Linked DNA regions of Homo sapiens: region 1 is linked to region 2. A link is an interaction called in ENCODE POLR2A ChIA-PET data of the cell type or tissue named here. Cell type or tissue: PC-3. All regions are shown on one strand. Each heading gives the region's core, and the rest is flanking DNA. Links, peaks and the distances in the headings are about the cores only. Region 1 overlaps DMXL2 (Dmx like 2). Region 2 holds the start of MIR4713HG (MIR4713 host gene).

Region 1 (16,612 bases), core at 5,097-13,096, 460 kb before region 2:
TTTCAAAATCAGGCCTTGTTGACTCTAAAGTCTTTGCTTTTTTTCCTGCTCTTATTTTCTTTCTTAGCATGAGATATATGTTAGAAAATAGTATGATTTACAGGAAGAGAAATGATGTAGTTTAACCTTAGTTTGCTGGTGAGAAAGTAGCCAGAGATGGTGGTGAAGTGCCTGGCCAAAGGAAACACATCTCATTAGTGATAAAGCCAGGAGTGGGACTCTGTCTTCTGACTACGGATCCAAGTTTGTAGTCTTATTTCATTTTACAAAAAAATGTGAAAATATTTCTTACTTAGTGGCCTGCCATTATAAGATAGATTGACATGTTTAACAGAAACAAAAGAGGATTATTATTTATTGAATATTCTGGTGCTCTTTGAGATGTACAAGGCAATAACAACACATCATCCCTGCCTTTAGTGAATTTGTAGTCCAATGGGGAGAGACAGATAAATAAATAAATATAGAGTATCTCTTATATGTCACGGAAGAACAGATAACTGAATCAGAGATTTACACTCACTGGAAGTTCTTTGGAAGATCAAGTCAATATGGCTTACAAAGGCTGTCAACTAATACTATCTTAAATTTTCTTAGAACTTTTGGTTTTTGTGTTTATTCTTGAAATCATTCTCTGATTTGAGTACTTGATAGGAGGCTACTAGTCTAATGTCTTCTTTGCCCCTAGCTAATTACATGGCCTCAGGAAAATCACTAAGCTCTCTGAGTTTAAATTTCTTAATCTAAAAGTGAGGCAGTATATTGTTATTTCCTAAAGTTTGGTTCATGATCCATCTATTTCAAAAACACCTGGGCTGCTTTACTGGGATCTACCCCATATCATCTAAATCAGTGTCTCTGTGGTTAGGCCTGGGAATTTGCATGTTAACAAATTCCTCAAGCTTTTAATGTGTTTTAAAGGTTGTAAGCACTGGACTGTATAAGGGGTTTCTTTTAGCTTTTACATGTTGTGATTCTTCCCTGTCAGTCTTGCATGATGGAGTTGGTGCTAAGAAAGAGTAAAATTGTAAAAAAAAAAATTTAAGCTTATCAGGGTAACTAAGCAAAAGTTTGAAAATTGACCTTGTCTGCAAAGTAATTTTTTTAAAAAAATTTATTGATGCATAATAATTATACGTATTTATGGCGTACATGTGATATTTTTATACATGCATAGAATATGTAATGATCATATCATGGTATTTAGGATATTCATTACCTTGAAATTTATTGTTTCTTCGGATTGGGAACATTTCAGATCTTCTCTTCTAGCTCTTTTGAAATATACATTGTTGTTAACTGTAGTCATTCTACTGTGCTATCAAACAATAGAACTTATTTCTTCTACCTTCATGTTTGTACCTATTAAAGAGTCTCTTCACCCACCCCACAACCCTTCCCATTCTCTGGTATCTATTATGCTATTATCTACCTCTATGAGATCCACTTTCTTAGCTCTCACATATGAGTGAGAGAACAGGTGATATTTGTATTTCTGTGCCTGGCTTATTTCACTTAACATACTGACCTGCAATTTCCAACTGTGTTGCTGCAAATGACAGGATTTCATTCTTGTTTATAGCTGAATAGTATTCCATTGTGTATATATATGACATTTTCTTTATCCATTTATTCATTGATGGATACTTAGGTTGATTTTATGTCTTGGCTGTTGTGAATAGTGCTACAATAAATGTGGGAGTGCAGTTATCCCTTTGATATACTGATTTCCTTTCCTTTGGGTAAACACCTAGTAGTGAGATTGCTGAGTCATATGGTCATTCTGTTTTAAAAAGAGCTCTCTTTTCTCTATATCCTCACCTCCAAAATACTTTTAAGAAGCTATGTTTCTTAAATAATAACAAAGTAATATTCTAGCTCCTATTTATAGTAATGATATACATACATTTTGTAATTTTATAATTTATTTTTAAAGCTAAAGCTTCAGAAGGGGCTTCCTCTGAGAGTCTACTTTCAGTCCCTGGACAGAAGAACGTAGATTCTTCTCCAGAAACCTCTCCTAGTGTGAGCCCCATGCCACATTCTTCATCAATTGCCAATCTTCAAACTGCCAGTAAACTTATTCTGAGTTCTAGACTGGTGTATAGCCAACCCCTTGATCTCCCAGAATCAGTTGAAGTAATAAGAGCAACGCCTTCAGCAGGTAAGGTCACTTTAAGACTGGGCAGTGGTAGCTCAGAGTGATAAAATATATGAACTCTTTAGTGGATAAAATAGATGAACTCTTCTGAAATATGTTCTATGTTGACATTAAAATAAAGATTGATTTTCTATTAATGATATGTCTAGATGGTTAGAAACATGTCTTTATTAGAAATAATTTCCTGGCTGGGTGCGGTGGCTCACTTCTGTAATCCCAGCACTTTGGGAGGCTGAGGTGGGTGGATCACTTGAGGTCAGTAGTTCGAGACCACCCTGGCTAACATGGCGAAACCATGTCTGTACTAAAAATACACAAATTAGTTGGGCGTGGTGGCACGTGCCTGTAATCCCAGCTACTTGGGAAGCTGAGGCAGGGGAATTGCTTGAACTCGAGAGGTGGAGGCGGCAGTGAGCTGACATCACACTACTGCATTCCAGCCTGGGCGGGCGACACAGTGAGACTCCATACACACACACACACACACACACACACACACACAAACCCACAAAATTTCCTGTGATAAATGTAATCAGCTTGACAGAAAATAGTGTAAATTTTTTTTTTTTTTTTTTTTAGACGGAGTCTCACTCTGTCGCCCAGGCTGGAATGCAGTGGTGCTATCTTGGCTCACTTCAAGCTCCACCTCCCGGGTTCACACCCATTCTCCTGCCTCAGCCTCCTGAATAGTTGGGACTACAGGCATCCACCACCATGCCCAGCTAATTTTTTTTGTATTTTTAGTAGAGACGGGGTTTCACCGTGTTAGCCAGGATGGTCTCGATCTCCTGACCTCGTGATCCACCCACCTCAGCCTCCCAAAGTGCTGGGATTACAGGTGTGAGCCACCACGCCCGGCCAAAATAATGAAATTTTTTTTTTTTTTTTTGAGATGGAGTTTCGCTCTGTCACCCAGGCTGGAGTGCAGTGGTGCTATCTTGGCTCACTGCAAGCTTCGCCTCCCAGGTTCATGCCATTCTCCTGCCTTAGCCTCCCGAGTAGCTGGGACTACAGGCGCCCACCACCATGCCTGGCTAATTTTTTGTATTTTTAGTAGAGACGGGGTTTCACTGTGTTAGTCAGGATGGTCTCGATCTCCTGACCTTGTGATCCGCCCACTCGGCCTCCCAAAGTGCTGGGATTACAGGCGTGAGCCACCGCGCCCAGCCAATAGTGAAAATATTTTAATGTGAGGTGTCTTGCCTACACTTTGGAATATAATGATAGTAAAATTTTGAAGAACAAATACATTCATTTGTAAACCACTGAGGCTTTTTTTAAAATTTAAGACTTCATTCACATTGTGGTAATCACGTCTCACCTTTATTAAGAATGTTTGAACAACAGTTGGCAGATACTCTGAGGAAAAATGTAGGATAAAAGACTATAGTTTGGGTGGTCTGGAATGATACTGACTTTAGCAAGGTAGATATTTTGAGGGCAAGTCTGGCAGCTGTGTTTAAAGTGATCTACTTGCAGAATTTTAATTGGGGAGTTTCTAGAATAGTGTTTTTGGGAAACCAAAATTGGAGGTTCGGGGCCGCTAAAATTACTGGTGAATGATATTCAGTATAGGTGTTTTCTTATTCATCCGTAAGACAGGTTTGCATTCACAGTTGGAAAGATCATATTGAGAAGAGTGTACTCTTGGGCTTTTGTGGCTGGTGCAGATCTAGGCCAGTTTGTTAATCTTTCAAAATATTTGAAAGGTTTGGGTTATACTCAAATAAGTTTATTGGAGTTCGTGATAATAAATTATATTTTACAGACGCCTTATAAAATGTCTTATTTGACAATAGTAATCTAGGGGAAACAGTAACTGATCCCAATTGTTTAGATGGAATAGGCTCAGATGATTAAGTAGCTTTCCCACTGTTAATGAAATTATTGATGGGTTGAAACTCAAATCCAGATCTTCTGACCTCAGATCTTTAATCTCTATATCCCCTTGTCTTACAGTTGACAACAGATGTGCATTGTTAGTCTTTGGCAGTCAGGAATAGATAAGAGGGTTCTGGTTCAGTGCTAAGAGAGGATGAATTAAACTTGGTAAAATGGGTAAGATCTATTGGTCTGTTTTGCGGTCTGAAACAAAATTTGGTGTACCACCTGGGGTCTGGATTATTTGAGAGAAGGTTAGGGGCATTTGAAAGGCAAATTGTAAAGCTCAGTTAAGTATTCATGATGAAAATGATTAAATATATAGTATGAAATTCTAAGGAGGCATGTTGTGAAGGTAAATATAAATAATAGAAACACATTAAGGGCTGACTTGTTTCAGTGCTTTTGAGTTTTATTTTAATTAAATGGTTGCCTCATTTAAACTTAATTACCTAAAAACAAATTAAGTGATTATTATTGCATACCTTGATTTCACTGATGGGCTCTTCAAGACCTTTATAGATATGTTGGCCAATGGACATTTAGTGGGATACTAGTTAAGAGGAAGACTGCAGAGATATTCTGAAGAAGCTCATAGTGACTTTAAATTGATCACATTCCAGAATTTGATTACTACCATATTATTTTGTGGCTTTATTATTATTACAACTAACTATTTGCTTTTTCTTTTTTAAGGCCATCTGAGTTCTTCTTCAATTTATCCAGTGTGCCTTGCACCTTATTTAGTGGTTACAACTTGTTCTGACAATAAAGTACGCTTCTGGAAATGTTGTATGGAAGCCAACCCAGAGTGTAATAAAAGTGATGAGAAAGAAATTTATCATTGGAAGAGATGGCCTTTGATGAATGATGAAGGAGAAGATAATAGCAGTACAGTGAGCATTGTGGGAAGACCAGTTGCTGTTAGCTGTTCATACACAGGTCGCCTTGCAGTGGCTTATAAGCAGCCTATCCACCATAATGGTTTTGTTTCTAAAGAATTTTCCATGCATGTTTGTATATTTGAATGTGAATCTACAGGAGGATCAGAGTGGGTTTTAGAACAAACAATTCATCTTGATGATTTGGTTAAGGTTGGGAGTGTACTTGATTCAAGGGTCAGCGTCGACAGTAATCTGTTTGTGTATAGCAAGTCAGATGCACTCTTGAGCAAGGATAGATATCTTATTCCGAATATCAAACATTTAGTACATTTGGACTGGGTATCAAAAGAAGATGGCTCCCACATTCTTACAGTGGGAGTCGGTGCGAATATCTTCATGTATGGAAGGCTTTCAGGAATTGTGACTGAGCAAACCAACAGTAAGGATGGAGTAGCTGTCATCACTTTACCACTAGGTGGTAGTATCAAGCAAGGAGTTAAGTCAAGATGGGTTCTTCTTAGATCTATAGACTTGGTATCTTCTGTTGATGGTACTCCTTCACTGCCTGTTTCTCTCTCTTGGGTAAGAGATGGGATATTGGTGGTAGGAATGGATTGTGAAATGCATGTATATGCACAGTGGAAGCATGCTGTCAAATTTGGAGACACTGAAGCTGATAGTTCTAATGCAGAAGAGGCAGCAATGCAAGATCATTCGACCTTTAAATCTAATATGCTGGCAAGAAAAAGTGTTGTTGAAGGAACAGCTATTTCTGATGATGTTTTTTGTTCACCAACTGTAATTCAAGATGGTGGCTTATTTGAGGCTGCACATGTACTTTCCCCTACTCTTCCACAATATCATCCAACTCAGCTGTTAGAATTGATGGATTTAGGGAAAGTGCGAAGGGCTAAAGCCATTCTCTCTCATTTAGTAAAATGTATTGCAGGTGAAGTAGCAATAGTTAGAGATCCTGATGCTGGAGAAGGAACTAAGCGACATCTCTCTCGAACTATTAGTGTAAGTGGCAGTACAGCAAAGGAAACAGTCACCGTAGGAAAAGATGGTACTCGAGATTATACTGAGATAGATTCTATCCCTCCACTACCACTATATGCATTACTTGCTGCAGATCAAGATACATCCTACAGAATTTCAGAAGAAAGTACAAAGATACCACAGAGCTATGAAGATCAGACAGTAAGTCAACCAGAGGATCAGTATTCAGAGCTGTTTCAAATCCAGGATATACCAACGGATGATATTGATTTAGAGCCTGAAAAGAGAGAAAACAAATCAAAAGTAATAAATCTTTCTCAATATGGACCAGCTTACTTTGGCCAAGAACATGCAAGGGTACTTTCAAGTCATCTTATGCACTCAAGTCTACCAGGCCTTACCCGTTTGGAGCAGATGTTCCTTGTAGCTTTGGCTGATACAGTGGCTACTACTAGTACTGAGCTTGATGAAAGCAGAGATAAGAGTTGCTCAGGTAAATATTCTCGCTAAAAATTTATAAAGTTGTACCTAATAGAAATATTTGTATTATCTCTATACTGACTCATTTACTGAATTGCAGTCTCAACTTTCAAACTTTGCAGGGAAAAGACCTCCTTAATAGGTAATTACTATTATATAATATGCTCAGTTAGAAAAGACGGTTGAGGCCGGCATATGAATGCATGGATTTGTGAGATCCATGTGCATTCTCTCATGAGTTTTTACACTGAAACCTTTGTGTCATTTTGGATTTATAATCTTGTTTTTTTGTGTGTGTTTGGGTGGGTTTTTTGTTTGTTTTTTTGAGACAGGGTCTTGCTCTGTTGCCCAAGCTGGAGTTGAGCGGTGCAGTCATGGGTCACTGTAGCCTTAACCTCTCAGGTTCAAGTAATCTTCCTATCTCAGCCTCCTGAATAGCCGGGACCACAGGTGTGCACCACCATGGGGCCCAGCTAATTTCTTTTTATTTTTTTTGTAGGGACTAGGTCTCCTTATGTTGCCCCAGCTAGTCTCGAATTCCTGAGCTCAAGCAGTCCTCCTGCCTTGGCCTCCCACAGTGCTGGGATTATAGGTATGAGTCACCATGGACTGGCCAAGTCTCTTGTTTTTTAACACAGATTGATCCCTATGATTTTTTCTTTGATAATAACAGCCCATTTGTTAATGTTACTATGGAATCATGAGGCTTATTGGGACCTCATGGGCTCAACTTGTTGGTCTTCCCATTTCTAGCCATAAACAACTTTTTACAATTACCTAATTTTCTCCAAAAAGTCTCTTCAGCGAGATTTCCATACAGTTAATGTCATACGTATTTTGCCTAATTCATTCTGTAACTAGAAAATTTTTGGCTGCTTCCTGGAACTAGATTCCATTCTCTTTTATGCACATAGTTCAGGGTAATGGTGTTGATTGTAAATGATGGCATTGGCAAAGGAAACTGAAAATTAATGATCAGAATTTCATTAATTCAATAAATATTTTGGAGGAGTGAAAAATTGCTATGTTTCAGGCACTTTCTTTACTTTATCATATTTAATTATCACAGTCTTCTAGCAGATAGCTATTATTATGTTTAACTTTATAGATGAAGACACTGATCCTTAAGAAATTAAGGGACTCATCTGAGATCACATAGGCATTAAGGAGTAGAAGTGGAGTTCATATGTGGATAAACTGTTGACTCAAAGCCTGTACCCTTTTAACTATTTCATGATTTCCAGATCTGTGGGGGAAAGGTAGCTGGAAAATATCTCTTCATATAGATTTACATCCTTATAGTATATCCCCCAAAGTTTTCTTCTCTGCAGGTTAAAATAACTAGAGACCTTCTAGGGTTTTGCCTATGACTTATTTTCTCACTATTAATTGGAAAAGAAAAATCTTAACCATTATGAGGTTGTATGCAGTTGAATGAGATTCTTCCCAGAACAACCTTAAGCTTGTGTTGTGTGTTTAATATATATTAGTTTTTACTGTGGGACATTAAGAAAGTAGGCATGGCATGATTTGTAAAAAATAGTTTATACTTTCTAATACAAAACTGTATCATTGGCTAAGCAATATAGAAATAGTGTATCCTGGACACAGTGGACATTCATGAGGTAATAAGGCAGGAATGAATGTCTCCATTTCACAGGTGGGAAACTGAAGCTCAGAGATTAAATGAGTTACACATCTCAGTAAATGGATTCTAAGTAAATGAGTTCTTCCATTTGTTCAGGTGAGACAACTTACAGTCATTCTTGACTCTGCTTTCTCTCATACCCAGTATCCAGTTCATTGGCAAATGCTATCAGTTCTATTAATATCCAGAATCCAATAATCAATTCTCATTACCTCTGCAGTTACTACTCTGGTCCAAGTCCCTGTCATCTCCTAACTGCTTTATTCTTTTTACCTCCATCTGTTCTTTGCTTAGGAACCAGTGATTCTTTTAAAACCAAATCACATTAAATCTCTCCTTTGCTCAACATATACTGGTGCCTTCCTGTCTCACTTTAGAATAAAAGTTAAGAGCCTTACAGTGGCCTAAAAGGCCCCACACGATCTATGCTCATTTCTACTCTATTAGAATGCTCTTCTTCCAGATTCATGCATGGCTTGTTCCTTTACTTCCTCAAATTGCTGCTGGCATGTCATCTTATTGGAGAGTTCCTTCCTGGCCACACTGTATGAAATAGAACTCTCTTACTCCAGCATTCCCTATCTCTCAGTCCTGCTTTATTTCCCTTCATAGCATTAATTTCCACATATTATTTGTTTATTGTTTGTCTCTACCTCCTAAAATATGATCCCCAAGAGAGTAGGGACTTTGCCTTATTCACTGCTGAATTCCCAGTACCTGAAGAGTCCCTCACATGTAATAGATGCTTGATTTGTTGAATGAATAAACGGACGAATGAGCATGGTGGCTCACACCTGTAATGGCAGCACTTTGGGAGGTTAAGGTAGGAGGATTGCTTGAGGCCAGGACTTTTAGACCATCTTGGGCAACATAGTGAGATCTCATGTCCATAAATAAATAAATAGATACATATTAGGTTGGTGCAAAAGTAATGGCAAAACTGTAAATACTTTTGCACCAACCTAATAGCTATCTATCTAGCTAAATAAATAGATGGATGGATGGATATAGGTAATGGGAAGCAGAGCTGGGGCTTGATCTTTGGCAATTTAAAAGTTTTTGTTTTTTTTTTTCTGGAAAATACTATTTGATTCTATAATCATTGAGTACTTCCAAAGTGTCAGTTATTGGGCTAGGTGCTGTCTGTATTTTTGCTTTGCTTTTATCCAGCAGTGGCTATAGTTTTGGTTACGCTTGCCATACCTTCATACTTTGACTAAGTGGAATTAATTTGTATAAATAAATTTGTAGAATCAAGGTGAAGGTTCAAACTAACCATGTAACACTAACTAGCCTGGGTATTCAAATTTTAAATCTTTGATAGTACCATATTTCAGTTAATTTAACCAAAGTAGAAAATACTACCTGCTTAAATATATAACAAATGATTTCACATCAGTTATGTAATTTCCATTACATCTCATCGGAATTCATGTAGAAAATATTATTAAAAGTTGTACCTAACTTACCATAGTTAATATATTTTTTATTGGATTTCCAGATGTCTTTCATTTATTATGAGTCAATATAAATGTTCTTGTTATCTATTCTAATAGTTAATTGTATTTCTCCAAATCATTTTTCTTTTAAGAGTTTAGTAGTCACATTTTTTTTTGTAAAGATAATTTTTTGTAAAGACGTTAAAGTGTTCAGGAAGGAATACACTAAAACTTATGTATTTTATATAAATTATGACTAAGTTTAATGTTTGTTTTATAGCTTATCAGTTTGTGGCCTCTTGCATTCTTTTTTCCTTAAACATATTTCCTGTTTAAATTACAGGAAGAGATACATTAGATGAGTGTGGTTTGAGATACTTGTTAGCTATGCGCCTACACACATGCCTTTTGACATCGCTGCCTCCTTTATACCGAGTGCAGCTACTTCATCAAGGTAATTCACTCACTGTTTGAAGCTTTGCACAACTTTTACTTAATATTGGAGCGATGGGGTGTATCATGTTTGTGTGTAAACATTAGGTAAGTCATTACGTGCACACCTATCACTTGGCTTAAGATCTTTCTGTCACATAGTACCCACTTACCATTTTTCTATGTATCCTTCAGCTCTATTCTGTGACTTTTGCTCATCTAACTAAGTTTTTTAGAATTTATTTACTAGAGTAGTAGCTTAGGGGGTAAATGTGGTATGCCTGAGGTTGTAACCCAAAGTGGCTGTCTACAGAGTAGCCCTGAATATCTTGATGTCTTTTCTTTGAAAAATTATGTAAACTTTGCTCTGCGATGTGTTTTTATATTTACTTTAATGTAAGCATTATGTTCTAGTTATTTGCCAGCAAGTAAAGTTGATGATTCAGGAAGATCTGCCATATTGATAACAGTGGATTTGTGTACTTCAGGCATACTGCTACACCTGATTTGAGACATAAGGATTTATATCAGCCTTCGTATTACAGATTAAAAAATTGAAACTATAGAATTAAAAGTGACCTGCCCAGGATACAGGACTATTTATTAGAAGAGTTGGGAGTGCGAATCCCAGTCCAGAGCTTATTTCAGTGGACTATATTTCTTTTGAAACCAACATCTTGGAAAGAGTCCCATAATATACGTCTTAGTATTATAGAACCTAGAACACTAGGCTTGATACACTGTTATTCTTACCCATGGCACTTACCCTTTAACCTATGAATGTTCTTTGAAAACATAACTATAAATAGCTATCTGAGATTCTGTGTCTAAACTATATTTCATCTGCCCAATCCTTTGTTTTTGAAATAGATTTTGCTGAGGTATTTTTTCTATTTGAATTATCACTCTAATGAATAACCTTGTACCTTGGCATGTAAATATTTGCATTCCTGATTATTTCCTCATGCTAGTTTTCCAGCAGTGGAATTACTGAATCAAAAGGCATGAAAATTCTTCAGTCTTGATAAGTATTACCAAAATGCCCTTCAGAAATGTGCTCATTTACATTCCCAGAAGTTTGTATACACGTACTACGTACCAACAAAAATTGAAAACAAAAAATTATAAAAAATATAAAATAAAAAAGAAGTTTGATGATGCCAAATCTCAACCCCATTGCCCACATTTGATATTAACATTTTAAGCAATCTATGCCATTTGGATAGGTTTTTAAAATGGTATCTCCACGTTCTCTTAAGTTTTAGTTTTGGGTGATAGTCAAGTGGTATTGAATCAGTTAATGACAATTTTGTACATTTCCTAGGGCAGTCTAAAACACTTCAAATTTCTAAAGCTGTGTCAAATTCCATTTTCCCTTTGACTGCAGTTAAAACATTGGCGATGAGAAGTGACTGGTGTTGTAGGTGTTGGTCCTGGGAGCAGTTTTCAGGGAAAAGTTAAGTAGCCAGTACATAGATAGAAAAGCTGAGAAGAGCAAGAGCAGAGGTAAACTGCAGAGAATAGCCTGCCATTGGTAGGTAAATAAAAAGAAGTGCCTATTCGTGCCCCTGTTCTTTTTCTTCCCTAATAACTTTTTTCACCTCTGCAGGTTTTCAAATACATTCACTGCTCTTAATCTTACTTTCTGAACCTAATTCTTCTGACATGTCTGTGTGTATTTTTGTTTCTTCTTATACCAAAATTTTAATTAATTTAAGGATATAGAATGTAATATGCTATGTATTGTCATTTTATATTATATATTTTATATCAGCAAAATTATGCATTTTGTGTTGCCGTATATTAGTTGCTGAAGCAGAATATCAATTATTTGATAAAGTAATTCTCTCACAGCAGACAGAGATTTAAATAGTGAAAAAATTAGTCTGCCTTTCAGGTTATAAAAAACTAAATTTATTTTATTAATTTTTTCTGGTGTTTTCCCCTAAATTTATAGTGGCAGCCAAGACATGTTGCATTAATTTTGTGGTATGATTACAAACACAGTTGTTATATGAGTGTTGGCAGTGGGAAATTTAAAAGAGTTAAGATTGTTATTCAAAATAATCATAATAGTTTTTATTTTATACTTTCTAAAGAAATTACAGTGAAGCAGTAATTATTAGAAAAGCTTTAAACTATGTACAAAATCTATATAGTAGTTGAAAATGGAAAAAATTATGTGTAACAATATAGATACTTAATAGCATTGAGAGGCCTATGTTGTAATGTGACTTTCATTGACCTCAGACATTTCTTTGTTTCTAAAATGAATTCATACAGATGGCTACTTGGACTAGTTTGGCTTCTTTCCAAGGCTTCCCAGAGTTCTTGCCAGCATTCCCATTATTGATTACCATTCTGTGTGGTTCACATTCATTATGTTTCGTTTTTACCTGCTGTAAGTCGAATATCAGTAAGAGCGTTATCAGTAATTGAACTGTTGATAAATCCATTAGTACTTAAAAGTCTAATAGCGTCAGTAAAGATTTTGTTGCCTCTTCAAACAGCCTAGATCCCTGTCAGTCTTCTCCCAGGTAAAAAAAAACAAACAAACCCAAAACAAAAAACAATGTTCACCAAAAAGCATCAGTATTAGGCAGCTTTAAACTTTTAACTGAAGGCACTAAAAGCAGAGGAATGTACATCATGATTGTAACTTATCCTTATTATTTTCTGGAACTCTTACGAAGTTTAGAGCTTGCTTTGAAGTGATATTTAGCTCCATGGCTAGAGAGAAGAATGGGGTAGTGGCACTGGAATCGACATCCAGGACTGTGAGCCAAGTGCTTTTGACTTGAATAAAGCTTTCACCACACTTTCCTTCCCCTGGGCTCTTGTGGGGGATAACACACCTTGTGTCCTCTTGGGCGGGCCGGATTCACAGGTCCTGGTGACAGAGAAACCTGGAATCGGGCCTGGGCCCTACCTTCCTAGTTATGTGAGCTTGGGCAGCTCTTATGACCTCTTGATAAATTTGGTGTACCGTACATGTGAATGGCCTGATATTCAAATATTTTTCTTTCTAATGATTAAGTTTTAGTGTCCCTATTTTTGTAGGGGAAATGAAAACAAATGTTTGGGGAAAAAGAGATTTGGATTTTATGTATCACATTATTGATCTTGTATTCAGAAACTTTTATAGTATAAAGTCCTGAATGATGACAGACTGCCTTTCATTCTTTCTTTCTGCTTCAAAATTCTTTCCAAAATGAATGCGTATGTGACTGCATGAAAAATTGTTTTTCTTCTTATTTGATACAGTTACGCAGATTATTATTTTATATTTCCAATTTAGGTGTCTCTACATGCCATTTTGCCTGGGCTTTTCATTCTGAGGCTGAAGAAGAACTGATTAATATGATTCCAGCAATTCAGAGAGGGGACCCCCAGTGGTCTGAATTAAGAGCTATGGGCATAGGATGGTGGGTGAGGAACATTAACACGCTTCGAAGATGCATTGAAAAGGTAACTTTTCTTTAGTGGATTTTGAGTTATATTAAAAAAACCTTTTCCTAACGAAAAAAAGATACTATCTCCCAGAAAACCTGTAGTGGGAAATTTGTTTGTCTATCTTGAGGTCTTGAGAATTTTTTTTTTTTTGGAGATGGAATTTCGCTCTTGTCGCCTAGGCTGGAGTGCAATGGTGTGATCTTGGCTCACTGTAACCTCTGCCTCCTGGGTTCAAGCGATTTTCCTGCCTCAGCCTTCTGAGTAACTGGGACTACAGGCGTGCGCCACCACATCCAGCTAATTTTTGTATTTTTAGTAGAGACAGGGTTTCACCATGTTGGCCAGGATGGTCTCGAATCCCTGACCTCAGGCGATCTGCCCTCCTCGGCCTCCCAAATGGCTGGGATTACAGGCATGAGCCACCATGCCTGGTGAGACTTTTTTAAATAAAGTTTTTTGGAGATTACAAAAACTTGACCTTTATAAAATGTCCATGCAGTATGATATTGTGTCTTTCTATATAGGCTGAATTTATAATATATCCGTGGAATAATAATATTTTCTGTTATTAGTTGAGGTATGCCCTGGTTTAAGAAAATGGAAAAATCTAACTTTAGAAAGTAAACTTGAGTTCTTGTTTGTTATTTACAATACATTAAAAAACTCTTTTTATACAAAGGACTCTCTGCATCACTAGTTGAATAAGTAGCAAACGTTCTTTGCACACTTGAAATCTCATTGGATAAAAACAGTTTTGATTTGTATGTACTTGAAGAACATATCTGTGGCAGCAAGTGAAATGGCTATCAAAGTTTTTAAGGCAGGTTTTTGGAGTCAGTTTTCTGGTAGATTCCTTTTAGGAAAAAAATTCAGTTCAGCTCTCTACCAGGTTTGGTGCCAGTTGCTTTTCATAAATAATTCCATGTTATGTTCTAATCAACCCCATGTCATCATCTCCATTTTACATATGATGGAACTAAGATTCAGAGAGGATGGGTAACAAGCCCAAACTCCAGTCATTTATAAATGTTAGATTTAGCCTGTGCCTTTTCTACTTTAGCAGGATTAGGAAAGTGGAATTCTTATTCATATTTTCCTTTTAGTCCTTTGGAATTCCCTGGAGTACAATCAGTGGTACTATATTTGTGAAGTATGAATTTGTTTCTCCGAAGGATGCAAAGACCTTTTCCTGATTTATTCCTTAATAGTAGTTCCCCAGAGAAGACTCAACTGGTAAACTTATGTAAAATGCATATTCTCCATCCCATAACCAGAGATTTTAATTTGGTAGTGGTAGGGCTGAGGTTTCTTCATCTTAATCAGCATCCCATGATTCTGGTGTGCATGGTTCTCAGATCACAGTTTTAAATGTGAGTATAAAAGTATTATTTTACTGTTACGTGTAAGGCTGCCAACAAAATATCAGTATTTCTTTTCTCAAAATAAGCACAGATATAAGAAGGAATTCATTCCTGCACCAACTAAAAAATGTGATCTCTGATGTACAGGAAAAGTTAATTGTTAAAGGATATAAATGATACAGTTTCTACATTAAATGTTTTATATTCCAAAGCACTGGATAAAAGAGGACATACTTTATCTGAAATGTTTCAGATGTATCCCACAAAGATTTTACTTCTTGTCAACATGTGTCTTGTCATTATGATTATCTGTGATAATATACACATGATTTATTTCCACAAGTAATTTATTTCTTAAAATTAAATCAAAGGGATATGTACATTTTCTGCCTCAAAATGTATATTATAAATCAGCTGAATACAAATAAAATTCCTCTAAAAATTATCTAACATATTGAAGCACTAAGTTAAATGATAGGGGGCAGACAACACAATTAAAAGGGGGAAGGGAAAAGAGTATTGAGAGTAAAGCATTTTCTTTTTTCTTTTTCTTTCTTTCTTTCTTTTTTTTTTCTTTGAGACAGAGTCTTGCACTGTCGCCCAGGCTGGATTGCAATGGTGTGATTTCGGCTCACTGCAACCTCCTCTTCCTGGGTTGAAGCAATTCTCCCAACCAGCCTCCAAGTAGCTGGGACTACAGGCGTGCGCCACCATGCCTGGCTAATTTTTGTAGTATTAGTAGAGACGGGGTTTCACCACGTTGGCCAGACTGCCCTCGAACTCCTGACCTCAAGTGATCTGCCTGTCTCGGCCTCCCAAAATGCTGGGATTACAGGCATGAACCACTGCGTCCGGCCCGAGAGTAAAGCATTTTCATGATGTAATTTTAGATGTCTTTTCCCTTTCTCCCATACCTTAGTATTATAGCTTCCTGCTTTGCCATCAATGTGAGCTAATTAATAAAACATCCACTGTTGTTTTGTCATTATGCCTTTCAACTTAATGATTTGCAGAGGCTATATCTCAGCATCTTGGAAAAATAAGGTATGGCCTATATGCTCTTATGTTTAAGACAGTATGATTGCATACAATATAACATGTTGAATTTTCAAGAAAAAGCTCACATCTATTGAATATTCTGCCTTCTTTATTGCTTTCTATGTTAGTTTCAGTTCTACGTGGTTTCTATTCCCTTTTCTAACCCTTACTGTGTGACTGTAGGCAATTCACTTAACCTTTCTGTCTCAGTCACTTTATCTATAAAATGGGAATAATGATAGTGCCTCATGGTTTGTAGTGATGCAATAAGATAACAAAAGGTGCATAGACTCGTGCCCAGGACGTGGTAAATAGTCAATAAGTGCTGGCTGTAATTAGGATTTTTACCATAATTACTGGCTTGCGAATGGTTATCTCTAGGAGCATGTATTAATATTATAACCTACTGGAGATTGTGAAACAGAACCAACTTTTTCTGTCTCCACAGTTTCTATCAGCCATGGAAGTAGCAGGGGAACATTATTGTTGATTAATTGATTGTAATTCTTATGTCAAATTGTGAATTTAATATTTTATTTATCATTTAGGTTGCCAAAGCTTCTTTTCAAAGGAACAATGATGCCTTAGATGCTGCACTATTCTACCTTTCAATGAAGAAGAAAGCAGTAGTGTGGGGTCTGTTTAGGTAAGTTGCCTTGACACTTAACGTGATTCAACAGAATGAAGATTGTGCTGTGAGTAAGAAACCTAATGCTTTTGAAAATAATTAGGTATATGAGCTTCATCAAATCCACTTCTATGCGACCTGGTTCCTTTAGCTGAAAAAAATGGGTAAAATATCTTTTCAGCTTAATCTAGAGGATGGGATGTTTTAA
Region 2 (16,612 bases), core at 5,129-13,128:
GCAGACATCCTGTGCTCATGGATTAGAAGACAATACTGTTAAAATGGCAATATTCCCCACAGTGATCTACAGATTCAGTTGAATCCTTATCAAAATTCCAACTGCCTTTCTTATCAGAAGTGAATGAGCCTATCCTAAAATCTGTACGAAATTGCAATGGACACAGAATGGCCAAAGTCATCTTGAAAAAGAAGAAAAAAGTTGGAGGATTCACACTTCCCAATTTCAAAAGTTACAACAAAGATACAATAACCAAGATAATGTGGACAGACATATAGATCAACGGAACAGAATCAAGAGTCTAGATCAGTGGTCTCCAACCCTTTTGGCACCACAGACCAGATTTGTGGAAGACAATTTTTCCATGGACAGTTGAGGGGATGGTTTCAGGATGAAACTATTTCACCTCAGATCATCAGGCATTAGTTAGATTCTCGTAAGGAGCGCGCATCCTAGATCCCTTGCACATGCAGTTCACAATAGGGTTCACACTCCTATGAGAATTTAATGCTGCAGCTGATCTGACAGGCTCAGGCTGTAATGCTCGTTCACAGCTGCCCACCTCCTGCTGTGCGGCCTGGTTCCTAACAGGCCACGGACCGGACCGGTATCAGTCCACAGCCCAGGGGTTGGGGACCCCTGGTCTAGATAATGAATCCATATATTTATGGTCAATTTATCTTTGCCAAGACCATTCAGTGGGGAAAGAATAGTCTTTTCAACAAATCGTGCTGGGACAACTAGCTATCCACATGCAAAAGAATGCATCAGGGCCCCTAATTCGTGCTATATGCAGACTTTAACACAAAATGGATCAACTACTTAAATGTAAGAGTTAAAAAAATAAAAACTCTAACGAGAAAATATAGGTGAGTAAGGGCTTCAAGAGGACTGGCTAGAGGCACCCAGCACTCACCTCCTCCACAAAGAAGAACCAAAATAGTAATAGATAATCACACTTTGAATAGATCATCTAAAAGAGAACACTGGAATTCAACAGAGAAATGACAGGAAACATTTAAAGCAAGGAAGAAGAAGGAAGCAAGGCAGCCTTCTTAACCAGGATCAGCTGGGAGCCTGGAGAGGCTCCCCAAAGTGGGGAAAGGGTGAGAGATCCCCAGCAGTCCACATTCTCACAGCAGACTCCTGCAATCCTAGCCACAGGGGAGCCCATTGACCCTTGTGGGCCGCCCTGAGACTAACATAGGAAGCTGCCTGGAGACCACGCAACAGTATTGCTCCAGAGAGGGAGCTTATGTTGGGTCCCGAACAATTCCGAAGTCCTAAGCAGACACATCATGGTGTTATATTGAGAGCCTAGCCCCACCAGCTTGCATCCTGCCTGGGGGCCCAACAGCACCTGCATCTCCACATCCCTGGATCCCCATTAACATCACCAAGAACAGCCACCACCATAGCTGGCTGCTGCTGCCAAGGCTGAAGCTTAAACCATTGGCAACATCCCCACTGCTCCCAGCAGCAAAGCCATCATGAATTTTCATGAACCCTGAGGACAAACTCCTCTGCCCACAGTCACTACCACTGCAGGCTGCCACCACAGCGGGGCGGGTGGGGGTGGGGGGGTGGGGTGTGTGAAGCACAAGCAAAGTGTATGCTCCTTAGCTGCCTGCATACAGCTGTTGTCCTTGAAAGCAACCCCACCCTCCCTAGTAGCAGGGCTGCTGACACCCCCGCCTGAACATTCACTTAGGACCTGGGAATCACCCTATTTCTGCCTATTATAGTTAGTCCCTGCATGCACCACGAGGGGGCCTGAGGATAGGTCCACCCATCCCAGCTCTGCCACCCACCAATGCCTAAACATACCATCCAGGGGCCTGGGGACCACTCAGACTAGTCTACCAGTTTTGGCACTTGAGCCTCCTAGGGTCCTGAGGTCAGGCTCACTCAGCCTGCCACTACCACCATAGCAGGAATCCACCAGCATGTGCCACCTATGGGCCTGGTGACCAGCCTACCCAGCCCATCACAGCCACCACCAACTCCAGCAAGGACTGCTTGGGAGTCAGAAGGTTGTCTCAGCACTACTACTGCCATTGCCCACACCACACTCACTCCACAAGGACCTGAAGAACTTGTCCACTATTGCCACAACCAGCAGCTGAGTAAGCTGCCTGGAGGCCCAAGAATCGGCCAGCCTGGACCTGCTAACGCCAGTGCCAGCATACGCTGCCCTGGGGCCTAAGGACAGGCACATTCTGCCTGCTGCTGCCACCACTGGGGCCCAAGGACAGGACTACATGGTGCTCTTGTCCTCAGCAAAATTTCACCACAGACTCCACTAACAACTGCACCCTAAAACGAGTGAGGAAATCACAGACATCACTGTTGCTGTTTATAGCCAAAGAAATAATACAGAGACTACACTACTGCACGCACCCAGAATCAAAGCACAAGTGCCCTACCCAATCAACACCATAGATACATCTTCAGGAATAAGTCCTCTCCTATAAAAGCAAATACAAAATACTGGAAGAAGTGACTGTTACACCAGATGCACAGATATCAGTGTAAGGACACAGAAACATGAAAAGCAAAGAAATACGACACCTCCAGGAAAAACAGTAATTCTCCAATAACATATTCCAAGCAAAAAGAAATTTATGAGATCACAGAAAAAAAGTGAAAATATTGATGCTGAAGAAGTTCAGTAAGATACAACAGAACACAGAAAAACAATACAAACAAATCAGAAAAACAATTCAGGAAATAAATGGGAAATTTACCAAAGAGATAGAAATCATTAAAAAGAAACAGAAATTCAGGCAAGGAGGCGGAGCAATATGGCTGAAAAGAACCCTCCAGCAATCATCCCCCCTGCAAGAACACCAAATTGAACAACGATCCACCCAAGAAAGCACCTTCATAAGAACCTAAAATCAGGTGAGTAGTCACAGTACCTGGTTTGAACATCATATCAAGGAAAGAAGCAGGAGGAGCCAAGATGGCCGAATAGGAACAGCTCCGGTCTACAGCTCCCAGCGTGAGCGACGCAGAAGACGGGTGATTTCTGCATTTCCATCTGAGGTACCCAGTTCATCTCACTAGGGAGTGCCAGACAGTGGGCGCAGGTCAGTGGGTGCGCACACCGTGTGCGAGCCGAAGCAGGGCGAGGCATTGCCTCACTTGGGAAGCGCAAGGGGTCAGGGAGTTCCCTTTCCGAGTCAAAGAAAGGGGTGACTGAGGGCACCTGGAAAATCAGGTCACCCCACCCGAATACTGCGCTTTTCCGACGGGCTTAAAAAACGGCGCACCACGAGATTATATCCCACACCTGGCTCGGAGGGTCCTACGCCCACGGAGTCTCGCTGATTGCTAGCACAGCAGTCTGAGATCAAACTGCAAGGCGGCAGCGAGGCTGGGGGAGGGGCGCCCGCCATTGCCCAGGCTTGATTAGGTAAACAAAGCAGCCGGGAAGCTCGAACTGGGTGGAGCCCACCACAGCTCAAGGAGGCCTGCCTGCCTCTGTAGGCTCCACCTCTGGGGGCAGGGCACAGACAAACAAAAAGACAGCAGTAACCTCTGCAGACTTAAATGTCCCTGTCTGACAGCTTTGAAGAGAGCAGTGGTTCTCCCAGCACGCAGCTGGAGATCGGAGAACGGGCAGACTGCCTCCTCGAGTGGGTCCCTGACCCCTGACCCCCGAGCAGCCTAACTGGGAGGCACCCCCCAGCAGGGGCACACTGACACCTCACACGGCAAGGTATTCCAACAGACCTGCAGCTGAGGGTCCTGTCTGTTAGAAGGAAAACTAACAAACAGAAAGGACATCCACACCAAAAACCCATCTGTACATCACCATCATCAAAGACCAAAAGTAGATAAAACCACAAAGATGGGGAAAAAACAGAACAGAAAAACTGGAAACTCTAAAAAGCAGAGCGCCTCTCCTCCTCCAAAGGAACGCAGTTCCTTACCAGCAACGGAACAAAGCTGGACGGAGAATGACTTTAAGGAGCTGAGAGAAGAAGGCTTCAGACGATCAAATTACTCTGAGCTACGGGAGGACATTCAAACCAAAGGGAAAGAAGTTGAAAACTTTGAAAAAAATTTAGAAGAATGTATAACTAGAATAACCAATACAGAGAAGTGCTTAAAGGAGGTGATGGAGCTGAAAACCAAGGCTGGAGAACTACGTGAAGAATGCAGAAGCCTCAGGAGCCAATGCAATCAACTGGAAGAAAGGATATCAGCAAAGGAAGATGAAACGAATGAAATGAAGCGAGAAGGGAAGTTTAGAGAAAAAAGAATAAAAAGAAATGAGCAAAGCCTCCAAGAAATATGGGACTATGTGAAAAGACCAAATCTACGTCTCATTGGTGTACCTGAAAGTGATGGGGAGAATGGAACCAAGTTGGAAAACATTCTGCAGGATATTATCCAGGAGAACTTCCCCAATCTAGCAAGGCAGGCCAACGTTCAGATTCAGGAAATACAGAGAACGCCACAAAGATATTCCTCGAGAAGAGCAACTCCAAGACACATAATTGTCAGATTCACCAAAGTTGAAATGAAGGAAAAAATGTTAAGGGCAGCCAGAGAGAAAGGTCGGGTTACCCTCAAAGGGAAGCCCATCAGACTAACAGCTGATCTCTCGGCAGAAACTCTACAAGCCAGAAGAGAGTGGGGGCCAATATTCAACATTCTTAAAGAAAAGAATTTTCAACCCAGAATTTCATATCCAGCCAAACTAAACTTCATAAGCGAAGGAGAAATAAAATACTTTACAGACAAGCAAATGCTGAGAGATTTTGTCACCACCAGGCCTGCCCTAAAAGAGCTCCTGAAGGAAGCGCTAAACATGGAAAGGAACAACCAGTACCAGCCGCTGCAAAATCATGCCAAAATGTAAAGACCATCGAGACTAGGAAGAAACTGCATCAACTAACGAGCAAAATAACCAGCTAACATCATAATGACAGGATCAAATTCACACATAACAATATTAACTTTAAATGTAAATGGACTAAATGCTCCAATTAAAAGACACAGACTGGCAAATTGGATAAAGAGTCAAGACCCAACAGTGTCCTGTATTCAGGATACCCATCTCACGTGCAGAGACACACATAGGCTCAAAATAAAAGGATGGAGGAAGATCTACCAAGCAAATGGAAAACAAAAAAAGGCAGGGGTTGCAATCCTAGTCTCTGATAAAACAGACTTTAAACCAACAAAGATCAAAAGAGACAAGAAGGCCATTACATAATGGTAAAGGGATCAATTCAACAAGAAGAGCTAACTATCCTAAATATATATGCACCCAATACAGGAGCACCAAGATTCATAAAGCAAGTCCTGAGTGATCTACAAAGAGACTTAGACTCCCACACATTAATAATGGGAGACTTTAACACCCCACTGTCAACATTAGACAGATCAACGAGACAGAAAGTCAACAAGGATACCCAGGAATTGAACTCAGCTCTGCACCAAGGGGACCTAATAGACATCTACAGAACTCTCCACCCCAAATCAACAGAATATACATTTTTTTCAGCACCACACCACACCTATTCCAAAATTGACCACATACTTGGAAGTAAAGCACTCCTCAGCAAATGGAAAAGAACAGAAATTATAACAAACTATCTCTCAGACCACAGTGCAATCAAACTAGAACTCAGGATTAAGAATCTCACTCAAAGCCGCTCAACTACATGGAAACTGAACAACCTGCTCCTGAATGACTACTGGGCACATAACGAAATGAAGGCAGAAATAAAGATGTTCTTTGAAACCAACGAGAACAAAGACACAACATACCAGAATCTCTGGGACACATTCAAAGCAGTGTGTAGAGGGAAATTTATAGCACTAAATGCCCACAAGAGAAAGCAGGAAAGATCCAAAATTTACACCCTAACATCACAATTAAAAGAACTAGAAAAGCAAGAGCAAACACATTCCAAAGCTAGCAGAAGGCAAGAAATAACTAAAATCAGAGCAGAACTGAAGGAAATAGAGACACAAAAAACCCTTCAAAAAATCAATGAATCCAGGAGCTGGTTTTTTGAAAGGATCAACAAAATTGATAGACTGCTAGCAAGACTAATAAAGAAAAAAAGAGAGAAAAATCAAATAGATGCAATAAAAAATGATAAAGGGGATATCACCACCGATCCCACAGAAATACAAACTACCATCAGAGAATACTATAAACACCTCTACGCAAATAAACTAGAAAATCTAGAAGAAATGGATAAATTCCTCGACACATACACTCTCCCAAGACTAAACCAGGAAGAAATTGAATCTCTGAATAGACCAATAACAGGATCTGAAATTGTGGCAATAATCAATAGCTTACCAACCAAAAAGAGTCCAGGACCAGATGGATTCACAGCCGAATTCTACCAGAGGTACAAGGAGGAACTGGTACCATTCCTTCTGAAAATATTCCAATCAATAGAAAAAGAGGGAATCCTCCCTAACTCATTTTATGAGGCCAGCATCATTCTGATACCAAAGCCAGGCAGAGACACAACAAAAAAAGAGAATTTTAGAACAATATCCTTGATGAACATTGATGCAAAAATCCTCAATAAAATACTGGCAAAACGAATCCAGCAGCACATCAAAAAGCTTATCCACCATGATCAAGTGGGCTTCATCCCTGGGATGCAAGGCTGGTTCAATATACGCAAATCAATAAATGTAATCCAGCATATAAACAGAGCCAAAGACAAAAACCACATGATTATCTCAATAGGTGCAGAAAAAGCCTTTGACAAAATTCAACAACCCTTCATGCTAAAAACTCTCAATAAATTAGGTATTGATGGGACGTATCTCAAAATAATAAGAGCTATCTATGACAAACCCACAGCCAATATCATACTGAATGGGCAAAAACTGGAAGCATTCCCTTTGAAAACTGGCACAAGACAGGGATGCCCTCTCTCACCTCACCACTCCTATTCAACATAGTGTTGGAAGTTCTGGCCAGGGCAATTAGGCAGGAGAAGGAAATAAAGGGTATTCAGTTAGGAAAAGAGGAAGTCAAATTGTCCCTGTTTGCAGACGACATGATTGTATATCTAGAAAACCCCATAGTCTCAGCCCAAAATCTCCTTAAACTGATAAGCAACTTCAGCAAAGTCTCAGGATACAAAATCAATGTGCAAAAATCACAAGCATTCTTATACACCAATAACAGACAGAGAGCCAAATCATGAGTGAACTCCCATTCACAATTGCTTCAAAGAGAATAAAATACCTAGGAATCCAACTTACAAGGGATGTGAAGGACCTCTTCAAGGAGAACTATAAACCACTGCTCAAGGAAATGAAAGAGGATACAAACAAATGGAAGAACATTCCATGCTCATGGGTAGGAAGAATCAATATTGTGAAAATGGCCATACTGCCCAAGGTAATTTACAGATTCAATGCCATGCCCATCAAGCTACCAATGCCTTTCTTCACAGAATTGGAAAAAACTACTTTAAAGTTCATATGGAACCAAAAAAGAGCCCGCATCACCAAGTCAATCCTAAGACAAAAGAACAAAGCTGGAGGCATCACACTACCTGACTTCAAACTATACTACAAGGCTACAGTAACCAAAACAGCACGGTACTGGTACCAAAACAGAGATATAGATCAATGGAACAGAACAGAGCCCTCAGAAATAACGCCGCATATCTACAACTATCTGATCTTTGACAAACCTGGGAAAAACAAGCAATGGGGAAAGGATTCCCTATTTATTAAATGGTGCTGGGAAAACTGGCTAGCCATATGTAGAAAGCTGAAACTGGATCCCTTCCTTACACCTTATACAAAAATCAATTCAAGATGGATTAAAGACTTAAACGTTAGACCTAAAACCATAAAAACCCTAGAAGAAAACCTAGGCATTACCATTCAGGACATAGGCATGGGCAAGGACTTCATGTCTAAAACACCAAAAGCAATGGCAACAAAAGACAAAATTGACAAATGGGATCTGATTAAACTAAAGAGCTTCTGCACAGCAAAAGAAACTAACATCAGAGTGAACAGGCAACCTACAAAATGGGAGAAAATTTTCACAACCTACTCATCTGACAAAGGGCTAATATCCAGAATCTACAAAGAACTCAAACAAATTTACAAGAAAAAAACAAACAACCCCATCAAAAAGTGGGCGAAGGACGTGAACAGACACTTCTCAAAAGAAGACATTTATGCAGCCAAAAAACACATGAAAAAATGCTCATCATCACTGGCCATCAGAGAAATGCAAATCAAAACCACAATGAGATACCATCTCACACCAGTTAGAATGGCAATCATTAAAAAGTCAGGAAACAACAGATGCTGGAGAGGATGTGGAGAAATAGGAACACTTTTACACTGTTGGTGGGACTGTAAACTAGTTCAACCATTGTGGAAGTCAGTGTGGCGATTCCTCAGGGATCTAGAACTGGAAATACCATTTGACCCAGCCATCCCATTACTGGGTATATACCCAAAGGACTATAAATCATGCTGCTATAAAGACACATGCACACGTATGTTTATTGCAGCATTATTCACAATAGCAAAGACTTGGAACCAACCCAAATGTCCAACAGTGATAGACTGGATTAAGAAAATGTGGCACGTATACACCATGGAATACTATGCAGCCATAAAAAACGATGAGTTCATGTCCTTTGTAGGGACATGGATGAAATTGGAAATCATCATTCTCAGTAAACTATCACAAGAACAAAAAACCAAACACCACATATTCTCACTCGTAGGTGGGAATTGAACAATGAGAACACATGGACACAGGAAGGGGAACATCACACTCTGGGGACTGTTGTCGGGTGGCGGGGGGAGGGATAGCACTGGGAGATATACCTAATGCTAGATGACAAGTTGGTGGGTGCAGCGCACCAGCATGGCACATGTATACATATGTAACTAACCTGCACAATGTGCACATGTACCCTAAAACTTAAAGTATAATGATAATAATTTAAAAAAAAGAAAAAAAAAAAGGAAAGAAGCACTGAAGAAGATAGGACAGACAGTCTTGAATTGCTGACATCACCCCTCTCCCTCCCCCCAGCACTGGCCACGTGGCATGGAGAGAGAATATGTGTGCTTTGGGGAGAGGGACTGCAGTGATTGTGGGACTTTGCATTGGAACTCAGCACTGCCCTGTCACAGTGGAAAGAAACCTAGGACAGAATTTGGCCAGCACCTATGAAGGAACATTTAGGCCAGCCTTAGACAGAGGGGAATCATCCATTCCAGTGGTTGGAACCTGAGTTCCAGCTAGCCCCCCCACCACAGGCTAAAGCACTCCGGGGTCCTAAATAAACATGAAAGTCAGTCTAGGCCACAAGGATTGCAATTCCTGGGCAAGTCCTGGTACTGTTCTGGGCTCAGAACAAGTGGACTTGGGGTACACACAACTCAGTGAGACACTAGATGGGGCAGCCAAAGAAATGCTTAAATCACCCTTTTCCCATTCCAAGACAATGTAGCTTACAGGCCCAGGAGAGACTTCTTCCTTTTGCTTGAGGAAAGGAGAGAGGAGACTAAAGAGGACTGTCTTGCAACTTGGATACCAGCTAATCCACAGTAGAAGAGGTCACCAGGCAGTCGTGAGGCCTCCATTCCAGGCCCTAACTCCCAGATGACATTTCTAGACATACGCTAGGCCAGAAGAGAAACTGTTGTTGCCTTGAAGTAAAGGACCCAGTCCTAGCAGGATTCGTCACCTGATGACTAAAGAGCTGCTGAGCCTTGAATAAACATCAGCAGTACTTGGATGAGACCCAGGGCTTTGCTGGCTTCAGATGTGACCCAGCATATTCCCAACTTTGGTGGCCACAGGGAGAGGCTCCTTCTGCTTGAGGAAAGGACAGGAAAGAGTAAAGGGGACGTTGTCATAGAGCTTAGGCATCAGCTCAGCCGCAGTAGCATACAGCACTAAGCAGGCTCCTGGGGTTCCCAATTCCAGGCCTTGGCTTCTGGATGGCATTTCTGGATCCACCCTCAGCCAGAGGTGAGCCCACTGCCCTGAAGGGAGAGACCCAGACCTGGCAGCATTCACCACAAGCTGACTGAAGAGCATGTGAGCCTTGAGTGAACACTGGCACTAACCAGGCAGTACTCGCAGTGGCCCTGGGGCAATGGTGGCCATGAGAAGACACTCCTGCATAAGAAAAGGAGAAGGAAGAGTGGAAAGGACTTTATCTTGCAGCTTGGATGCCAGCATAACTACAGTAGAATAGAGTACCAAGTAGAATCCTAAGGTTCTGAACTCCAAGCTCTGGCTCCCAGATGGCATTTATGAACCTGCCCTGGGCCAGAGGTGGGAGCTCGCTGCCATGAACAGGATACAAGCCTGGCTGGATTTACCACCTGCTGACTAAAGAGCCCTTGGGCCTTCAGTGAACATCAGCAGTAGCCAGGCAGTGGTCTCTGCAGGTCAGGCAAGACTCAATGCTATGCTGGCTTTGGCTCTGACACAGTGCAGGGCCAGTGGTGGTGGCCACAGGGGTGTTTGTGTCACCCCTCAACCAGCTCCACGTAGCCCAGCATGGACAGAGAGAGATACTCTGTTTGGGGGAAAATAAAGGAAGAGAAAAAGTGTCTCTGCCTAGTAATCCAGAGAATTCTCCCAGATCTTTCCCAAGACCACCAAGATGGTACCTCTATAAGTGTGCAAGAATCACAATGTTATCAGGCCTGGGGTGCCCCATAACACAGATAATAAAGACTTTCCCAGACAAACAGAATCTGAGGGATTTAAACACCAGTGACCAAATATTTAGATTATAATACTCGATTCCTTTTGAATACTTAGAAAGCCTTCCCAAGAAGGATGGGTACAAACAAGCTCAGACAGTGAAGACTATAATAAATACCTAACTCTTCAATGTCTAAACACTGATGAACATCCACAAGCATCAAGACCATCCAGGAAAACATGAACTTACCAAACAAACTAAATAAGGTACCAGTGACCAATCCTGGAGTGACAGAGAGATGTGATCTTTCAGACAAAGCATTCAAAAATCATGAGGAAACTCAATGAAATTTAAGATAACTCAGAGAAGGAATTAAGAATCCTATTAGATAAATTCAACAAAGAGATTGAAATAATTTTTAAAAATCAAGCTGAATTTCTGCAGCTGAAAAATGCAACTGAGATACTGAAGACATACAGAGTATCTTAACAGCAGAACTGATCAAGCAGAAGAAAGAATTAGTGAGCTTGAAGACTGGCTATTTGAAAATACACAGTCAGAGGAGACAAAAGAAGAAAGAATGAAGCATGCCTACAAGATCTGAAAAAAAATAGCCTCAAAGGGGCAAATCTAAGGATTATTGGCCTTATAGAGGAGGTAGAGAGAAAAATTAGGGTAGAGATAATAACAGACAACTTTCCAAAACTAGAGAAAGATATCAATATTCAAGTACAAGAAGGATATAGAACACAAAACATCTTTAACTCAAATTAGACTACCCCCAAAGCATTAACAATCAAACTCCCAAAGGTCAAGGATAAATAAAGGATCCTAAAAGCAGCAAGAGAAAGGAAACAAATAACATACAAAGGAGCTCCAGTACAACTAGCAGCAGACTTCTCAATAGAAACCTTACAGGCCAGGAGAGAGTGGCATGACATATTTAAAGTGCTGAAGGAAAAAAAAAATTATCCTAGAATAGTATATCAAGCAAAAGTGTCCTTCAAACCAAAAGGAGAAATGAAGACTTTCCCAGACAAACAGAAGCTGAGGGATTTAAACACCAGACCTGTCCTACAAGAAATGCTAAAGGGAGCTCTTCAATCTGAAAGAAAAGGATGTTCGGGCAGATCACAAGGTCAAGAGATTGAGACCATCCTGGCCAACATGGTGAAACCCCGTCTCTATTAAAAATACAAAAATTAGCTGGGCGTGGTGGTGCACGCCTGTAGTCCCAGCTACTCGGGAAGCTGAGGCAGAATCACTTGAACCTGGGAGGTGGAGGTTGCAGTGAGCCGAGATCGCACCACTGCACTCCGGCCTGGGCGACAGAGCGAGACTCCATCTCAAAAAAAAAAAAAAAAAAAAGAAAAAAACAGAAAAAAAGAAATCATCTGAAGGCACAAAACTCACTGGTAATAGTAAGTAAACAGAGAAACACAGAATATTATAACTGAAATTGTGGTGTGTAAACTACTTATATCTTGAGTAGAAAGACTAAAAGATGAACCTATCAAAAATAATAACTACAACAATTTTTAAAGGCATAGACAGTGTAATAAGATATAAATAGAAACAACAAAGAGTTAAAAAGTGGGGGAAGGAGAATAAAGTTAAAATGTAGAGTTTGTATTAGTTTTCTCTTTGCTTGTTTGTAGTTTGTTTCTGCAATCAGTGTTAGGTTGTCATTAGTTTAAAATAATGAGTTTTAAGATGTTATTTATAAACCTCATGGCAACTTCAAATCAGAGAACCTACAACAGATACATAAAAAATAAAAAGCAAGAAATTAAAACATACCACCAGAGAAAACCACCTTCACAAAAAGGAAGAAAGGAAGGAAAGAAGGAAGAAAAGACCACAAAACAATCAGAAAACAAATAACAAAATGGCAAAAGTAACTCCTTATTCATCAATACTACCATTGAATGTAAATGGACTAAACTCTCCAATCAAGACACATACAATGGTTGAATGGATAAATAAACAGGATCCAACAATCTGTTGCCTACAAGAAACACACTTCACCTATAAAGACACACATAGACTGAAAATAAAGGGATGAAAAAAGATATTCCATGCCAGTGGAAACCAAAAAAGAGCAGCAGTAGCTTACGCTTATATCAGACAAAATAGATTTTAAGACACAAACTATAAAAAGAGACAAAGAAAGTCATTATATGATAATAAAGAGGTCAATTCACCAGGCATGGTGGCTCATGCCTGTAATTCCAGCACTTTGGGAGGCCTGGCAGATCACTTGAGGCCAGGAATTCAAGACCAGCCTGACCAACATGGCAAAAACCCATCTCTACTAAAAATACAAAAATTATCTGGGTGTGATGGCATATGCCTGTAATCCCAGCTACTTGGGAAGCTGAGGCACAAGAATCTCTTGAACCTGGGAGGCAGAGGTTGCAGTGAGCCAAGATTGTCTCAGCCTGGGCAACAGGGTGAGACTCTGTCTCAAAAAAAAAAAAAAAAAAAAGTCAATTCAGCAGAAATTCTGGAACTGAGGACTGAATAATTCATTAAATGAAATACAAAGCAACATTCAGGCTGGGCACAGTGGCTCACACCTGTAATCCCAGCACTTTGGGAGGCCGAAGCAGGTAGATCACTTGAGGTCAGGAGTTCGAGACCAGCCTGGCCAACTTGGTGAAACCCTGTCTCTACTAAAAATACAAAAATTAGCCAAGCATGGTGGTGGGTATCTGTAATCCCAGCTACTTGGAAGGCTGAGACAGGAGAATCACTTGAACGTGGGAGACGGAGGTTGCAGTGAGCTGAGATCATGCCACTGCACTCCAGCCTGAGCAACAGAGCGAGACTCCATCTCAAAAAAAAAAAAAATTATAACATTCAAAAGCTTCAACAATAGATTAAATCAAGTGGAAGAAAACATCTCAGAACTTAAAGACAGGTCTTTTTAAAATATCCCAGTCAGGCAAAAATGAAGAAAAACATTAAAAAGAATGAAACAAGTCTACAAGATGTATGAGACACCATAAAGACCAAATATTTATTTTCCAGTATCCCAGAAGGCAAAGAAAAAATGAAAGGTATAGCAAACCTATTTAATGAAATAATATCTGAAAACTGCCCAAGTCTAGCAAGAGATTTAGACATCCAGAAAACTCGACACGCAAATCCATATAATCTAAAAAAATCTTCTCCACAGCACATTATAGTCAAACTGTCAAAAGTCAAAGACAAAGAGAGAATTCTAAAAACAGCAAGAAAAGAATGTTTTATCACTTATAAAAGAACCCCCATAAGGCCTGGCATGGTGGCTTATGCTTGTAATCCCAGCACTTTGGGAGGCTGAGGCGGGTGGATCATGAGGTCAGGAGATCAAGACCATCCTGGCTAACATGGTGAAACCCTGTCTCTACTAAAAATACAAAAACAAAACTAGCCAGGTGTGGTGGCAGGTGCCTGTAGTCCCAGCCACTCAGGAGGCTGAGGCGGGAGAATGGTGTGAACCTGGCAGGCGGAGCTTGCAGTAAGCCAAGAGCGCGCCACTACACTCCAGCCTGGGCGACAGAGCGAGACTCCGTCTCAAGAAAAAAAAAAAAAATACCATAAGACTAAGCAGACTTCTCAGCAGAACCTTATAGGCCAGGAGAAAATGGGATGGTATATTCAAACCATTCAAACCAATGTTACAAAAATTAGTAGCATTTCTATATGCCAACAGTGAACAGCTGAAAAAGAAATCAGACCAGGTGCAGTGGCTCATGCCTGTAATCCCAACACTTTGGGAGGCCGAGGCAGGAGGACCACCTGAAGTCAGGAGTTCAAGACCAGCCTAGCCAACATGGTGAAACCCCATCTCTACTAAAATACAAAAAATTAGCTGGGTGTGGTGGCTCGTGCCTGTAATAAATCCCCGCTACTTGGGAGGCTGGGGCAGGAGAACTGCTTGAACCTGGGAGGCAGAGGTTGCAGTAAGCTGAGATCACGCCCCTGCACTCCAGCCTGGGTGACAGAGTGAGAGTCTGTCTCAAAAAAAAAAAAAAAAAAAGATTAATGATGAAAGGAAGAAAGGAAGAAAATGAAGGAGGGAGGGAAGATTACCCTCACTTGCAGGTTCTATGCTGTTCCTGTAATCCCAGTGCTTGGGGCCGTGTCTCCTTTGTTCTCTAGTATTAGATCCCGGAAGAACTACAGAAAGGCTGGCATGATAACTAGTGCTTGCCCTCCACCTTTGGGCTCTGGGACTGGCACCCACGCTCCCTGGACCAGACAGTAAAGCTGCATTTCAACCTCAAAATTGGCATCAGACCCAGCCTCAAACAGCTGGCTCTGAACTCCAGGGCTCCTGCCACCCTAGGCTTGCTCCTAGAACTCTGAAGAGGAGCTGGTGGTCTGATTATTCCACATTCTGCTCTTTTGGGAGCAATCATGGCACTTTGGCTGAGAAATGTTATATTCAGACATTTCAAGTTGATGTGGCTGAAAATTTTAACTTGAAAAAGATATTTCACACATATTAATAATAGTTCATAGTTTCAAACATGTTTATTTCAATAAATAATTATATATGTGTATATGTGGGTGTGGTGTGGTTGGGCGTGTTTGTGTCTGTCTCCATGTATGCTGGATTTATCTACTTCTCATTCATTTTTGGTGATGATTATTCTTCTAACACAACACTACAAAAAATACCAGTGAATCATCAATGATTAACTTGTTGAAAATAGTTTTCCTCTGGCTTCATGATTACCTGCTTCAATAAAATAAAATAATCACAGCATTATTTAATTTCCTGACCCAACTACCAAATTAATCTAAAATAAAACAAGTTACTATAATCCCCCAGTTTTCTTTAGACTAGCTGGACTTTTGGCAGTCAGAATCACTTCAAATCTGGAAGTAACAAAGAAAAGAAAAAGCAAAATGTCTTTCTCTCCAGTAGAAAAAGAAGAACCCTCCCTGTTACAGGCTGTGACTTGTCAATCTGCTCACAGACGTTATGACACCCTCTTATTGGCAGAGCTCCGAAAGTGCCAGCTGCTTCTCACTAAAGCCAAGAGGTGTGGAAGAATAAAAGGGAAAATGAAATAAGAAAAAAGAGTATATTCACGGAAGATCATGAGATCCCAGCACAAATCCTGATTCTACAGATAGATATCTGTATTAAATCATTTAAGCTCTCTGAGCCTCTGTTTCTTCATCAGTAAAACAGGAAGATAATACTGTGCTACAGGGGCTTGAGGAGATTAATAAAAAACACATGACAGTGTTTAGAACAGCTTCTGACCCAGTTGCACTCAATAAATATTTCCTTATTGTTGTGATGACAAATTATTTTTTCTTTAGGCCTTTTAGACTTAATTAGAAGTAGAGTGTCATTATAGATAATAGTAAATCATGTAGAAAGGTGTGTTTGAACTGTACTTGTAGACTACAAGTTGGGAACCCCTTAATGTGAGGAAGGTTGACGTTAGAAGCCAACTATGTACTATTTTTTTTTCTTGAGACAGAGTTTCACTCTTGTTGCCCAGACTGGAGTGCAATGGAACAATCTCAGCTCACTGCATTCTCTGCCTCCCAGGTTCAAGTGATTCTCCTGCCTCAGCCTCCCAGATAGCTGGTATTACAGGCACCCACTACCATGCCCGGCTAACTTTTGTATTTTTAGTAGAGACGGGGTTTCATCATGTTGGCCAGGCTGGTCTCAAACTCCTGACCTCAGGTGATCAGCCTCAGCCTCCCAAAGTGCTGGGATTCCAGGTATGAGCCACCGTGCCCGGCTTTATGTACTGCTTAAGACAGAAAAAATAGGTTTCATTTTGAGTGACAACTCAGATAAACTAGTAGTGGATGCCTGAAGCACTATGGTAGGAAGGATCCTGAAGCTGAGTTTTAAATCCAGAGCAAGAGAGATGTAATAGATGGCAACACCT

What was found. ChIA-PET counts read pairs that join two places held together with the same protein. Peaks named below come from ENCODE experiments on the same cell type or tissue, not always from the same donor. Only the 100,000 strongest peaks of a DNase experiment are listed, where the experiment ranks them.
Region 1: POLR2A ChIA-PET joins it to region 2 with 5 read pairs; 1 of 35 experiments calls an interaction of 5 or more read pairs at or near these places.

Annotation. Positions count from the first base shown.
Region 1 is chr15:51,488,358-51,504,969 of GRCh38, reverse strand. DMXL2 (Dmx like 2) reads left to right here. Exons shown (of 44, transcript NM_001378457.1): 17 at 1,937-2,164; 18 at 4,739-6,418; 19 at 9,836-9,946; 20 at 13,223-13,392; 21 at 16,325-16,422. Among named protein-coding and RNA genes, the nearest start is that of DMXL2, 130 kb to the left of the region's middle. In PC-3, for the core only: CTCF peaks have their summits at 5,201 and 5,401 (motif pointing right); a DNase peak (open chromatin) is centred at 9,889; H3K4me3 peaks cover 583 bases; H3K27ac peaks cover 510 bases.
Region 2 is chr15:51,023,991-51,040,602 of GRCh38, reverse strand. MIR4713HG (MIR4713 host gene) reads right to left here and starts at 3,115. Exons shown (of 3, transcript NR_146310.1): 1 at 2,922-3,115. RefSeq lists a silencer at 9,465-9,665. In PC-3, for the core only: no CTCF peak of the experiment used is centred there; a DNase peak (open chromatin) is centred at 9,762; H3K27ac peaks cover 1,450 bases.